Regions from separate parts of the Mus musculus genome. Here region 1 is linked to region 2. A link is a contact called in ENCODE Hi-C or POLR2A ChIA-PET data. All regions are on one chromosome and are shown on one strand. Each heading gives the region's core, a stretch centred on a gene start or an enhancer-like site at or near the end of the contact. The rest is flanking DNA. Distances are from core to core; before and after follow the strand shown. Region 1 holds the start of Mycl (v-myc avian myelocytomatosis viral oncogene lung carcinoma derived). Region 2 holds the start of Mfsd2a (major facilitator superfamily domain containing 2A).

Region 1 (2,700 bases), core at 139-2,638, 35 kb after region 2:
GCCAGTGCGTAAATATTGCCAGAAGTCATTCTAGGTGCAGGGACTACAAAGCGAGCCAATTCCTGCTTTCAAGGATGTCCTACACACACCTTAGACACAACAAATGGAAAATGGAGAGTCACACACACCCCCTGTCTTCTCACCCAACTCGTGGGTCATCTCACACCTCCCTGGCCCAAAACAACGGGACGTGTTTATCCTTCTGGCTTCAGTCTGTTAGGATGGCAACAGCCTGTAGTTCTGAGTAGTTAGACAAAAAGAGTAGGAGGAAGAGAAGGATGGCAGACAACCAGACACCAGACCTTGATGCCAGGTGTAGGATTCTAGATGAATTGGCTGCTATCCTAAGTTACCTTCCTTGGACCTAAATTAGTTAGTCTTTTCCTTTCTCAGAAGGTAGCCTGTTTATGATAACACAAAGGAAATATATATATATCTCCATCGTCTCGGCCAGGGATGTCATGCAAAACTTCAAACACTTTGATCCCACAGCTAGGAAGCACAAAACAGGGGCCTGAATGAAGTTTCCACACCCCTACACTCCTATCTCTAAAACAGCCGTTAGGAGAGTTTTGTGTGGAGGATGAATTCTGGGAGGCAGGGCTGTGAAGGAAGGGTCAAGTGTCAGCTATGACCTGGGGGATGACAGAGGTCTCACTACCCTCCCCAGGGATAAAGCTGCTGTTGTTCGAATTCTCTCATGTCCTTTCCTAAGGTGCTCTATCTTTTTAGTAAACAAATTCAGCCCGGCGATCCTGTGAAGTCATTACCATTCCTTCATTTCACAAGTAAAATTGGGGCTCCGAGGGATTATATATACTGCAGGCTTTCTAGCTCGGAATCTTCACTGCTATTCAAGGTTTAAGCCACTGAGCTAAAGAATGGGCTAATGGTTACTGAAGCAATGGGTTGAAGAAGCCTGGGTTCAGGGCCGAGGGCCACCAGGTGGCGCGGTGGAGGTGCAGTGTGTGCCCCACCATCACCACCACCACCTCCTCTGTCATGGGTGGGACGCACCTGAACCTGGTGGGGCGCGCCCCGGGAAGTAGACTAGCAGGGTGGGGCAGGGAGCAGCTCTAGTCCTTGGCTCTGAGTAGGCGCGGAGCGCCGCTTTAGTTAAGTCGCTTGGACCGCGGGAGCCTCTCGAACAGTCACGCCTCCACCAGGAGACTGCGGGGCTGCATCAGCTCTTCTGCTCTGCGCTCCCCAGCGTACAATTTATTAGGGAGCTTCAAGGGATAGAATAGAAACGACCAGTTCAGCCAGGAGGTGGGGCCGGCCCCACCTGTCGCCAGCGGAGAGAGGGGCGGGAGGGGGAGGGGCTTGTCTCCTAGGGACCACCCCCCCTCCTGGTCCCCAAGCCCCGGGCACGCGACGAGATATAAAGCAGTCGGGAAACAATGCGCCTGCAGATCGCGCTCCCGCGTCGATCCCGGGAGCGTCCTGGCTGCCGTGTGCGAGCGAGGCGGGGGGCGCGCGCACGGGGGGCGCGCTCGTGAGTGCGGGGCCGCGCGCTCGGTGGCGCGCATGTGTGTGTGTGCGGGCTGCCGGGCTTCCCCGAGCCGGCGGGGAGCCGCTCCGCTCCAGGTGGCGGGCGGCGGGAGCGAGGTGAGGCTGCGGGTGGCCCGGGCAGGGGTCCCCAGGGGACTGGCGGGCTGCAAGGCTGCAGACTGCCTTCGAGACAGCGCGCCCCCGCCCGGCCCTGCTGTGCCCCCGGAGCTGAGCTCCGGGCGGTGCTGGCAAAGTTTGCTTTGAACTCGCTCCCCTCAGCCTGGTCGGCCCGTTGCGAGCTGCCCTGAGCGAGCTGACCCCAGGCCAGGCTTCCCAGGAGCAGGGACCAGGGCGCGGGCTGCAAGCTGGTGGGCCTGGGGAGAGACCAGAGCCCCGCAGCCAGCTGCAGCGAGGGACTCGGAGCCGCCTCTTCCCTCGGCGGGCACCGCAGTCAGCTCGTCTCCCCCTTCCCTCCCGCAGGGAGCGGACATGGACTTCGACTCGTATCAGCACTATTTCTACGACTATGACTGCGGAGAGGATTTCTACCGCTCCACGGCGCCCAGCGAGGACATCTGGAAGAAATTCGAGCTGGTGCCGTCGCCCCCCACGTCGCCGCCCTGGGGCTCCGGTCCCGGCGCCGTGGACCCAGCCTCTGGGATTAATCCCGGGGAGCCGTGGCCTGGAGGGGGTGCCGGGGACGAGGCGGAATCTCGGGGCCATTCGAAAGCCTGGGGCAGGAATTATGCTTCCATCATTCGCCGTGACTGCATGTGGAGCGGCTTCTCCGCCCGAGAACGGCTGGAGAGAGTGGTGAGCGACAGGCTGGCCCCAGGCGCGCCCCGGGGGAACCCGCCCAAAGCGCCCGCTACCCCGGACGGCACTCCTAGTCTGGAAGCCAGTAACCCGGCGCCCGCCACCCAATGTCAGCTGGGCGAGCCCAAGACTCAGGCCTGCTCCGGGTCCGAGAGCCCCAGCGATTCTGGTAAGGACCACCCGGGGGCTAGCTAAGAGGGAGGCACCCCTTGGGTGGCCAGAGCTCTATCTACCGCTGTTTGAAATCAGGCATTAGATCTTAAACCTTCCCATCACCTCCCCATTTTCTGACTGAAGCTGTCGGTGTAGCCCCCAGCTGTGTCTGTCTGGCACGTGGGTGTGTTGGTAAACAGTTTGGAGAAGTGGGGAGGGAGCCAGCGTCCCTCTGATGGT
Region 2 (2,700 bases), core at 168-2,667:
AAATAAGTAAGAAAATAAATGAATAAATAAATAAATAAATAAATAAAATCTTCTCCCAGGCCCTCAGCTCCTTTCCAAGTTACCCAGAAAGAGCATGCGGTAGCAATGGGCCTGTCCCTACCTGGCACTAGCTGCCACAACCTGAAAATCCTCTTGCTGCCAAAAGTTCCCTGAGCCCAGCCCAGGCTCCCTCCCTGACGCCCCGCAGCAGCTAGGATCCACCTGCGTCCTGGATGAGTGCACCAGAAGGGGGGGGGGCGCCCAGCCCGCTGCATCCTCAGCTGTTCTTTCAATCTGTCCCAAAGTTCCCGGGCCCCTGTAGGGAGTCTTCAGCTCCAGGCAAACCCTTGAGCAGTCCTACCATCCATCTGCCTAACACGCACCCTTTCCAGCTCCTAGGGGACCTTGGAGAGGGGTAAAAAGGGCTCCAGGTGCAGGGCTCAGCCCTCTCCGGGTGGAGCACTAGGGGAGGCTGAGGTTGCCCAGGGAAAGTAGAGATTACTCATACATGGTAACAGCATAATTGCTTACTCGTTTCTTCCAAGAACAGTTAATAAAATTAAAAGGAAAAGTTAAGCACCTCCCAATTAGCTATATTGTGAGAGATTCCTTTCCTGGGGCCGCATGGTTTCATGGTGTGGTTAAATAGATCCAAAGAGTTAGAACGGATCGGAGAGAGAGGATGTCGAGACACGCGGAGCTCTGTGCATGTGAACCCTCAGTCACACAAACGCTTTCGGTATGCGGCTCCTTTAAGAGCAAAGCCCTTGTTCTTATGAATGAACTTGAGTGGCCCTCCTCAGAGTTAAAGCACGAGAGTGGGGGGTGGTGAGAGATGGAGAACCAAAGGGACTCTCAGACTTCTGGGGTCTCTTCAGGTCTAGGGAGAGAAACTAGTGTGGCTCAGCACAGTAGAACCTAGAGCGCTGGGGAGAGCCCCACGCCGCGTAGAGTTGCCGGCGCCTCTCTTGGCGCAAACCCATTGTAGGGGTGTGCAAAGGGGCTTCAGACTTTCTCCATCACTCCCGGTCCCAGAGCACTCCTTGCTTTTTTCAAGCTTCGCTGTACCCTGTTACCGCCAAGTGTCCCAAGGCCAGACCTAGTCTCCGACGCCCCTATACCCACATCCCGGCCGGCCCACCACCCCTTGCCCTCCTCTCGGGACCTCACCTTCACCTGGACCGGCCGTTCACTGGCTTGGAGGATGCTGGTGGGGAGCAGCCCCGCCGCGGAACCGCTCTCGGCGCCTTCTCCTTTGGCCATGACCCGCGGGCCACGCCGCGTGGGACCGGGACGCCGGGATGCTCTTGTGTTCTGCCGGCCGGCACTCGCCTGTGGCTCCGATCCTAGGCGCAGCCCCAGCCACTACTACGTTCGCTAGCACTTAGCAAACCAGGAACGCCGGCGATGAAAACTCCCTAGCACGTCCCCTCCGCGCCTCTTAAAGGTTCGGGCCTGCGCCTCCAGCCAATCCCTGCACGCGCCTGCCCATCTCGGCTGGCGGAGCCTCGCTGCTCAGCCACGTTCTCAAAGCCGGCAACCCACACCGCGTGCTCCTAACTACCTAAGCAAAGCTGAGAAACCCACCTGACTCGCCCGAGGAAACTGAAGTCCCAGGCTGAAAGTGACCTGTCCGAGGTCCCCCAGAGTGAGTTTTCCCTGAGTAGAGCCTGTGGCCCTTGACTTCTGAATCCCCATCAGCTCCTTTTAAAATCCGGAGTCAGGTGGCTTCTCCCCTCCCCCAAACCTGAGGCCATGGGCTGTAACTTTCATTATCAATGTCCCTCGTGTCTCAAGATCGACAATTTCCTCTTCCTCCCTTTGAAAAGTAGGGGCCTTTTTCAATGGGACAGAAAAATTACCAAGTCCAGTGGCTACCGCTTCCAGGCAGGGGAACTCGCAAGTTCTAAGAAGGAGCCATGGCCACAGCAGCCGTTTATGGGTAGCTTTCTAACAGGCTTAACATGACCTCACTGGGTGCTTATGAACGCCATCTGAGGGTGGTACTATTATTATCCCCATTTTACAACCCAGGAAAGGGGGACACAAGAAGAACAGCTGTTGCGACACAGACAGGCCAGAAAGGTTTTGTCCAGTTCCAAAGTCTTTACTCATAACTCTCCTGCTCTGCCCCTCAGCATAAATTACAGAAGGCTGAGCTATGTCTGTGCTCCCAGACAGGAAGCCCTGGGAGATACAAGACGCCAGCAGCCCTCTGTGTCGAAAAGAAAAGAAAAGAAAAGAAAAGAAAAGAAAAGAAAAGAAAAGAAAAGAAAAGAAAAGAAAAGAAAAGAGAGAAGAGAAAAGAAAAGCTTTGAGAAAGAGCATGCAGAGGAATGTGGTCCTTGAAAGAAGGGAGGACCGTCATCATCTAAACAGAGGCCAGGCATAGGTGCCAGCAGAGAACGGTCTTTGCTGCCTTTCCTTCCACCTCTGCTAATGGCACTCCAGCCTTCACAGATCCCCAGGAGCCTGGGTCAAGTCCAGCTCTCCCTCTTCAGTGAAGTTACTGCTTAGACTCTCAGAGACCGCTCACACAGGACCTGTGTTTCTCAGTGTCAAGCTTTTTTTTTTTCCCCTCCTCTTAGTTCAGATTGCAGGGAAGAGCTATTGAGATCTGACTCCTCCACAATGGCCACAGCACCCTTGTGTGCCCTGGCACATCACTGTCCAGAAACAAGCCAAGGGAAATAGTGAAGA

Evidence for each region. Hi-C counts contacts between places; a loop is a spot of excess contacts on that map. ChIA-PET counts read pairs that join two places held with the same protein, here RNA polymerase II (POLR2A).
Region 1: POLR2A ChIA-PET joins it to region 2 with 14 read pairs in embryonic stem cell. The contact joins the promoter of Mycl here to the promoter of Mfsd2a in region 2. A Hi-C loop is called at or near these places in 2 of 37 maps with a recorded cell type or tissue (T-helper 1 cell and left cerebral cortex). POLR2A ChIA-PET finds 5 or more read pairs at or near these places in 1 of 5 experiments (embryonic stem cell).

Annotation. Positions count from the first base shown.
Region 1 is chr4:122,994,543-122,997,242 of GRCm38, forward strand. It overlaps Mycl (v-myc avian myelocytomatosis viral oncogene lung carcinoma derived), which reads left to right and starts at 1,389. Exons shown (of 3, transcript NM_001303121.1): 1 at 1,389-1,608; 2 at 1,972-2,476. The coding sequence starts at 1,528.
Region 2 is chr4:122,959,771-122,962,470 of GRCm38, forward strand. It overlaps Mfsd2a (major facilitator superfamily domain containing 2A), which reads right to left and starts at 1,418. Exons shown (of 14, transcript NM_029662.2): 1 at 1,171-1,418. The coding sequence starts at 1,263.